Linked DNA regions of Mus musculus: region 1 is linked to region 2. Evidence: chromatin loops called from intact Hi-C (ENCODE). Cell type or tissue: heart. All regions are shown on one strand. Region 1 overlaps Ell (elongation factor RNA polymerase II). Region 2 overlaps Isyna1 (myo-inositol 1-phosphate synthase A1).

What was found. Peaks named below come from ENCODE experiments on the same cell type or tissue, not always from the same donor. Only the 100,000 strongest peaks of a DNase experiment are listed, where the experiment ranks them.
Region 1: a loop joins it to region 2, with 2.0 times the contacts of the local background. A loop is called at or near these places in 14 of 42 quality-filtered maps.

Annotation. Positions count from the first base shown.
Region 1 is chr8:70,542,575-70,546,574 of GRCm38, forward strand. The region is part of intron 1 of Ell (elongation factor RNA polymerase II); the gene reads left to right. Among named protein-coding and RNA genes, the nearest start is that of Ell, 4.9 kb to the left of the region's middle. In heart, a CTCF peak has its summit at 2,063 (motif pointing left); a DNase peak (open chromatin) is centred at 1,817; H3K27ac peaks cover 556 bases.
Region 2 is chr8:70,596,723-70,600,722 of GRCm38, forward strand. It overlaps Isyna1 (myo-inositol 1-phosphate synthase A1), which reads left to right. Exons shown (of 11, transcript NM_023627.1): 10 at 1-189; 11 at 275-568. The coding sequence ends at 476. It overlaps Ssbp4 (single stranded DNA binding protein 4), which reads right to left. Exons shown (of 18, transcript NM_001372473.1): 5 at 3,674-3,763; 6 at 3,287-3,340; 7 at 3,118-3,177; 8 at 2,966-3,035; 9 at 2,803-2,873; 10 at 2,652-2,722; 11 at 2,396-2,441; 12 at 2,271-2,306; 13 at 2,132-2,186; 14 at 1,980-2,050; 15 at 1,817-1,895; 16 at 1,484-1,512; 17 at 1,291-1,398; 18 at 768-1,046. The coding sequence ends at 1,017. Among named protein-coding and RNA genes, the nearest start is that of Isyna1, 4.2 kb to the left of the region's middle. In heart, CTCF peaks have their summits at 223 and 1,789 (motif pointing right); DNase peaks (open chromatin) are centred at 339, 1,119, 1,809, 3,949 and 2 weaker places; H3K4me3 peaks cover 2,723 bases; H3K27ac peaks cover 3,408 bases.

The sequences.
Region 1 (4,000 bases), 54 kb before region 2:
CAATGCAGGAGAACTGCCTGTGGGTCCAGGGCTGGGGAGGATGAGGCAGAAGGGTTTGGAATTCAAGGCCAGTCTGGCCTATATGAGACCTTTTCTCAAAGAAACAACCTAAAAGAGTTCTCAAACCAAACTGGTGCTGATGTGACACTTCATCTGTGTGTTTTGGGACTCTGTGGGTGTGACTTCTAGGACACATGAAGAAATATGGTCCCCTCTACCTTCCAGGACAGCCAGTTGCTATTGAGAGGCATGTTCCCAGCCAGGTGTGATGGCGCACGCCTTTAATCCCAGCACTCGGGAGGCAGAGGCAGAGGCAGGTGGATTTCTGAGTTCGAGGCCAGCCTGGTCTACAAAGTGAGTTCCAGGACAGCCAGGGCTATACAGAGAAACCCTGTCTCGAAAAAACAAAAACAAAAAACAAAAAAAAAAGAGAGAGAGAGAGAGAGAGAGGGGCATGTTCCCTGAGAGCCATGAGGTGGGAACCCTGCCTCCACCTACCCCATTGTAGTTCATTGCTAGGTAGGTGGCTCTGTGGCCCCATGCCCTCACCTTGCCCTTGGTGGAGAGGCATGGAGAGGTCAGGGAAAATTGAAGGTTCTAGCAGGGTTAAGAACCTTGAGCATCTGTGGGCCAGCAAGGGTCAACCTCCCCCTTCTTCAGTTTCAGAGTCTCTACCAAGAGTGACTTGTCTGGATTCTGCTGTGGCCTCATATCCCTGGACACTTGTCACTTGCCAGTAGGAAGCTGCCTTCTGGGCCTGTCCTTAACCACTGCCCCCCCCCTGGAAAGAAAAAAAAACAAAACAAAAAACCACCCCTTCCCTGCCTGCATAGTGCTGGCCTTTGGGCTCACAGGCACCGAGATACACCTCATGTTACACCTGATGTTTTAGAATCCTTGAGAGCAGAGATGGACGTGGGAGATCCAGCAGGGTGGGTGTCAGTAGGGAGCAAAGTGCGTGCTACTATGGCCAGAGGGTGCCGGGAGGAGAGCAGGATGCCCTGGCTCTCTGTCCTACACCACAGGGGACATCTGGGAGTTGGGCAGGAGGCCTTAGTTAAGCCTGCACCTTTCTGGTGTGGCTGCTATACCACTGGGGATCCCAGCCTTTCGGAATTACCAGGACCCTGCCCTGGTCAGAATGGACTAGTGGCTCCCACTTTGTTCTGAGGCAGATGAACCTTGAAGCAGCATATCATCCCCTTCCTCCCCAGCTTCCTCAGTGCACAGAGGACTCAGACCAGTCTGCTAGTACCCTTAGAGCACACTCAGTGACTGAGGGGCTAGTCTCAGTGTCTGCTGTGCCCTGCTTGTTCCTGCCATCCATCCCAGTCAGCCCCATAGGGGAGCAGTGTCCAGTCTTCAGGTGAAGTCATGGGTGGTGGTTTTAGAGGCCAAGTTACTTCTCAGGACCTCCAAGCAGGGAGGTGGCTCAGGAGCCAGGCATCACGGCCTCAGAAGGACTGTGGCTCTACCAGGCAGAGTAGAGCATGCTAGTATGGGCATCAGGAATGTGGCAGCCTTTTGCCTTGGGCCTGCTGGAGAATGGGTTTCCTGCGTGTGTTGCAAGGATAGTTCTGAGGCTAAGCCTCTCCAAGGCCTTGAACAAGAAGCTGGAGTCTTGGGGGGGTGACGGGTATGTGTACTGGGGACCAAGCTTCTCCCTAGCTACTGTGACCCTTGACTGTGCTTCCGGCCTCCTTGCTGTGGCCACGGTGACTGTGTGTAAACAGCAGGCACTCAGAACCCACCCCTCTGTTGACTCATCTGCAGGCCAGAGTTCATCACCCTGCAAGCAGTTTTGACAGCACACGGAGATTGTGACATCCTGGCGTCCTTGAGGGAGGAACTACCCAGCACGGAAAACATGGCTACTTTTCCCTGCATACTTTGCTAGTCCTTAGGCCCAAGCCAAACTCACAGGAGACCCAGGGATGGGGCTAGCAGGGCACACACAGGAGTCCTGCTACTGGTTGACCTGGGTGCTCTGAGCCACACAAGTTGGTTTTTTGTCAGCTCTGCAGTCCCATGGGTCACTCAAGAGTGCCCCCAAGTGACTTCCTACCAGAAGGCAGCTATGGCAGATGAATATTTTTTTTCTGTTTTTATTCTTTTTCCTCCTCTTAGATAGGTGTTATGTAGCACATGTAGCACAGGCTGGCCCTTTCCTCTGCTTCACAAGTATTTGGGTGACAGGTGTTTGTCACCACACCCAGTTGTTGTGTCACCTTTCAATAAAAAGAAAAGCTGGTGTCCAAATAGGCCATCCTGAGGAGACTGTCTCACACTCAGTGTCACAGCCTTGTGCTCTTATGATGTCCTGCAGACAGGAGCCTCTCTGGCCAAAGGGGAGATGTAGCTCCTCACTGAGTCACTAGGCCGAAAGGTTCAGGGTAGGGGCTGGCATTATAGTGATCGGGAGTCTCTGGGTGTCTATTTGAAGAATGTGGGAAACCTTGTCTCCTTTTAACTATGTGCACAGCCAGCATGGAGGGAAGGCTCACAGAAGACAGTCGTGACTGTCTTTGTAGTACAAGGGGCATCCTTAACCACTCTACACTCCAGACACACATGCAGTATTGTCTCTCTGTCTTCCCTAGTACTAAGTAAACAGGTTATCATCCCTTAAGCCTCAGAGTCTGTGTGCTTGGCCTCCACTGAACTGCAGCCCAGCCCAATCCTGGTTGCTCCATTTTGCTTTTTAATTTTTATTTTGTATGAATGGATATTTCTTTGTACATTCCACCTGCATTCTTGATTGTGAGCCACCATGTGGGTGTTGGGAACTGAGTCTTCTGCAAGAGCTGACAGTGCTCTGCAGCTGCTGAGAGCCATCCCAACCCCTCAGGTTTTTCTTTGCAGTTCTAGGGATGGAACCGGTGCACTAGAGCATGCCAGGCAGGCAGTGACCACTGAATACCCCAGGATGGGAAGCTTTTCATTTTGATTGCTGCACCTCCCACACTATACCCCTCAGGTCTCCCTGCTCATTGATCAGACATGTATTCTAGGTGTGGTACATGACCCTAGGGATGGCTGCTGTGGACCTTGAGTAGAGGCAGGCTGGTATGTGCTCTGGGTGAAGGTGTCCTAGGGAAGGAAGCCTCATGAAGGCAGAGGCCTGTGGCCTCTTTTTTTTTTTTTTTTTTTCGAGACAGTGTTTCTCTGTATAGCTCTGGCTGTCCTGGAACTCACTTTGTAGACCAGGCTGTCCTCGAACTCAGAAATCCGCCTGCCTCTGCCTCCTGAGTGCTGTGATTAAAGGTGTGTGCCACCACACCCGGCGGCCTGTGGCCTCTTGAAGATGAAGCTTTCTCAGTGCTAAGAGTCATTGGTATGGCCCATGGAAGAGATACATTGAACAGGGAAAGCCAAGCTGGAGGAGTGGGGCCCAGAGGAGGCCATAGCAGAAACTCCAGGCAGCTCTGAGGCCTGATCTGTGAGAGTACCCTGGGGGACCAGTGTGTGGGGCATATGTGAAGACCTGGTATCAGGTCCCAGAAGGTAGGTGGAGCCAGGTGGCTCAGAACTCTCCCTCCTCCTGGCTCTGTCTCCTCAGTGCTGGAATGAAAGTATGTGCCATGATAGCCTGTCCTTTCTTTTTTTCCTCTCCTCGTTCCCACCCTTCTTTCCCTGCCTCCTTTTTCTTTTCCCCCTCTTTATGCCTGTGTCTCTCATCTCCACTTTTATTCTTTCTCTTTTTATGGAGATGGAACCACAGGGCTTGGACTATGCTAGGCAGCTGCTTATCGTGAAGTAGGCCAACATGTGTGCAATTAGAATTTTTATTTATCAATGTGTGTGTGTACGCGCATGTACACGCACACATATGTGCAGGTCAGAGGACAATTTGCAGGAGTTGGTTTTCTCTTTCTAGGGTCCTGGGAATTGTACTCAGGGTGGCCATTCCCCACAGAGTCATCTGGTGAGCACCCTATGTGCAGTTTGAAGGTAGTTTCAATGAGTGTAGTATCCAGTTCCTCCTGGCTCTCAAGTGACT
Region 2 (4,000 bases):
GGACCTAGTGCTGCTCACAGAGCTGTGTCAGCGCGTGAGCTTCTGCACAGACTCGGACCCCGAGCCTCAGGGCTTCCACACAGTGCTGTCCCTGCTTAGCTTCCTGTTTAAGGCCCCGCTTGTGCCCCCGGGCAGCCCTGTAGTGAATGCCCTCTTCCGCCAGCGCAGCTGTATCGAGAATATTTTCAGGTGCGCCCCTGGTGGCAGGGGAGGGCTCAGGGCTGGCAAAGACAGCCTTAAGATGGTCTTGCTGAGCCTGCACTGTCCCCTGCAGGGCTTGCGTGGGGCTCCCGCCCCAGAACCACATGCTATTAGAGCACAAGATGGAGCGTCCAGGCCCAGGCATCAAGCCAGGAGAGGTGGTGGCCACCAGCCCACTGCCTTGCAAGAAAGAGCCCACACCTGCCACCAATGGCTGCACCGGCGATGCCAATGGGCACCCGCAGGCACCAACACCAAAGCTGTCCACTGCTTAAATCAAGTGACCGGACCGGACCCTTCTACCCCCAATGCCTCCAACCATAGTACTTCAGCCCTTGCCAAAGACAATAAAGCAAGTCTCAAGCAAGCCTCCTTGTGTGCTTTTTCCAGGAAGGGGTCTCAGGTTGACCTGGAATATGCTATGTAGACCAGGCTAGGCTGGCCTCAAACTCACGCCTTGCCTCAGCCTATGGGGGAAGGTGGGCTCCCAGCCCATCAAAGTACAGATTTAGGCCATAGCAAGATTTTTAGGCCATGTCAAGTAAAAGACATCAGCAGTACCAAAGTCAAAACGGAATGGCATTTATTGGCAGAACCCCTGCCCCCACCCCCCAGCCTTGTGTGCACAGAGGTCCAGAGGCCTGCACTTCTCTGAGGTCCTTTTGAGTTTGTGTGTGTATATGTGTGTTTAGAAAATGATAAAAGTCCTTCGTGGGGGCCCTGCCGGCCGGCCGGGCTAGCCAGGAGTCCGGATGGCAGGGGTGCTGCCGCGACCGAGACCTCACCAGCAGGACCCTGGGCTCAGGCCGGGACTATCACACGCTCATGGTCATGCCGGGGGAGTACTGCGGAGAGAGGGCGGCGCGCGGAGCGCGGCTCAGCTCTGGCCGAGGCTGGGGCCCACCCTCCCGGGGACAAGGGGAACCCGGGGAGGATGGGAAGGAGGGGGAAGGTGCCGCGGCCGCCCCCCCACCTGGCCCGCCGCGGTCACGGTCTTGCTCTGGCCCCGCGGCCGCCCCGCCGGGGTCTGCCCGCCAGGCCCCTCCGGCCCGCTGCGGCCGCGGGTGGGGAGTCGACGCAGGCGCTTACGCTTTCGCTCGGGAACGGGTGCAGGAAGGTCCCGGCAGCCGCCATCTCGCCATCGTCGCGCGGGGTCCCCGGGGCGTTGCTCAGGCCGCCCACGGCGCCGGGGGAATTCTAGGGGTGGCGCTGATCAGCGCGTGGGTCCCCACCCCTCCCCTGGCCATCTGCCCTCCCACCCATCAAGTGTGCAGGACCTCACCTTCGGCAGCCCGTCCATATCGCCCGAGCCTGTGGGGAGAGACACCAGGCTCAGGCGCTGCACACTGAGCTCAAGAACTGGGTACCCCAGAGGTTTTCGTTTCTGTAACCTAGGGGCAATGGAGAGTGCAGGGGCTGGGCCCAGGGGCCACCCGCGAGTTTGGGGACAGAAGACTCAGTGAGTCTCTCAGAGTCGCCCCTCCTCGTTGCGTGGAGATGAGGGCACTAGCCGGTGTAGGCGTCAGCAACCGGGTAACCTAACAGGCTCTCGTCCTGGCTCCTGGCGGTCACGGTGCCCGCCGATGAAACCGGTAGGTGGCGCCCAGCCACTCACCCAGGGATCCGTTCACGTGGTGTGGCTCCATCGTGCTCATTGAGGCCATTGGGCCCTCCGGGCTGGGGCCGAGCGGGAACTGCGGGCACAGGGCAGCGTGGGGCTCGGGCCGGCCGCCCCCCGCAGAGTCCCCGTCAGGTGAGGCGCACCGGCCCGCACTCACGTTAGCCCTGCCAGCGCCCGGCCCGATGGGATTCATGATGGTGTACATATTCTCGCTGGAGTTGGTGGAGTCTGGGAGGGAACAGCAGGGGCTGCGTGGGTGGGTGCATGAAATGGAGACCCCGGCTCACCCCAAACCAGCATGCTCCTTACCTCCAGGGCTGGGCATGATGGGTGTTCCAGGGGCTCCGCCTCCTCCTGCGGGTCCCTGCATGGAGACATGAGAACTGTGAAACAGGGTTTCTCTGGCAGATAGCCTTGCAGGTCCCACCACGCACCAGCAGGGACTCACCGAGTAGCTGCCAGGAGATGAGGAAGAGTACGGGATCTGGGAACAGGCAGGGACAGCTGTGAGCACTCAGTGGCAGGCAGCTGGCTCCAGCCCTCCTTCCCTAACTCACCCTGCCTGCCACTCACCGAGTTACCGCTGGGACTGGCCCATGGGCCACGCACTCCTGGACCCCTGGAAGAGATGGTGGCCCTGCAGTAGACCAAGCAGTCTGGGCCTGGGGCCCATCATTCCCCAGAGCTAAGTGGCTCTCTTGGCCTCAGTTTCCCCTCCAAATACTTGGTGGAATAAACAATGCTCAGGCTGTCCCTGAACACATAAAGTCTGCCTCAGCAGGGGGGACTATCTGGGTAACCACAAGTCTTAAAGCACCCTAGAGCTTACATGTTCATGGACGGCAGGACCTGGCTGGTGGCAAGGGAGTTGGGTGGGGGCCGCATGCCAGTTCCATAGCCCTGTTGAGGCAAAGGGTTAGTCAGAAAACCCAGGTGTGGCCTTTCTGCCCCCCCCCCAAGTAGGCTAGGCCACCCCTTACCTGGGGCCCAACACTGGCCATTCCTCTTGGAGGGGTCACCCTCTGCATCGGGCCTCCCAGGCTGGGGTGTCCTAGGCAGAGATACAAGAAAGAGGGCTCAGGCTAGGGCACACCCATGAGGGGCGAGTGCTGTGGACCAGCAGCTGGAGTGCATCCTACTCACCCTGCACTCGTGGGGAGGGGTCCATGGCAGCGGGGATGAGGGGCTGGGAGCCAGGGAGGCCCACAGGAGGCTGTGGAGCAGGCACAGTACTGAGTTGGGAGAGACATCCCCCAAAACCACTGCTCCTCCCACCGCGGCCGGCCCTCTATCACCTGGCCTGGCATCCTTAGGATTGGGCGGGCACCCCCTGGGAACCGTGGTGACATGAAGGGCTGGAAGAGGTGGGTGGCAATCAATAAATAACCTTCATCTTGTACTTGCCCTAAAGAAACCCTGTTCTTACTATCCCTGGGAGTAGAGTGGGGGACCAGGGCCTCCAACCTTGCTAGTCCCCTGCTGCAGATCCAGACTGCAGACCACAGTCAGCTGGCACAGCTGTAAAAGGAGGGAGCACGTCATGGTGCCAGCTCGGGTGAAGCCCACTACCTGGCTGTGAGGTCCACCACTGGGGCTACACATCTTGTTCGGGAGGATAGGTGGGAAAAGCTATGAAGCTCAACCTGGGAGGGGAACAGGGGCACAGCCTGTTGCCAGGGGATGGCATTAATGGTAACTAATACTCAGGGGCATAGATTCATGCCTGTCACTGGCAATGACAAGGTGCACACATCTTCACACCCACTGTGGTGACAGTCTTCCACTGAAGACGAGCCTGCAGCATACCCCGACCTCAACTCTGGGAACAGAGGAAGCCCCAGGCACCCATACCTGGAAGAAGCCTGGTGCCACAGGGCCTGCTGCCATTGCATCGTTTGGGGTCATGGCACCCATCACAGGGCTGGGAGCTGCTGCTGCGCTCTGCAAGAACGAGACACAGAGGGTGGGACAAGAGCCACAGCAAGGGACAGCTGTCATGTGGTCAAGCTGGAATGTCAATCTGGACCAGAGAAAGGGGAGGCTGAAGGAGGGTCAGCAGTAGCCACACCCCCAGAATTCTGTGGCTCCAACTCATCCCAAGTGGCCTATGTTCTGGTGGCAGGGTGGCCGCCCTCTGTTGCCTCACACCCCAAATATATGCAGTCAGTCCTTGCCCCA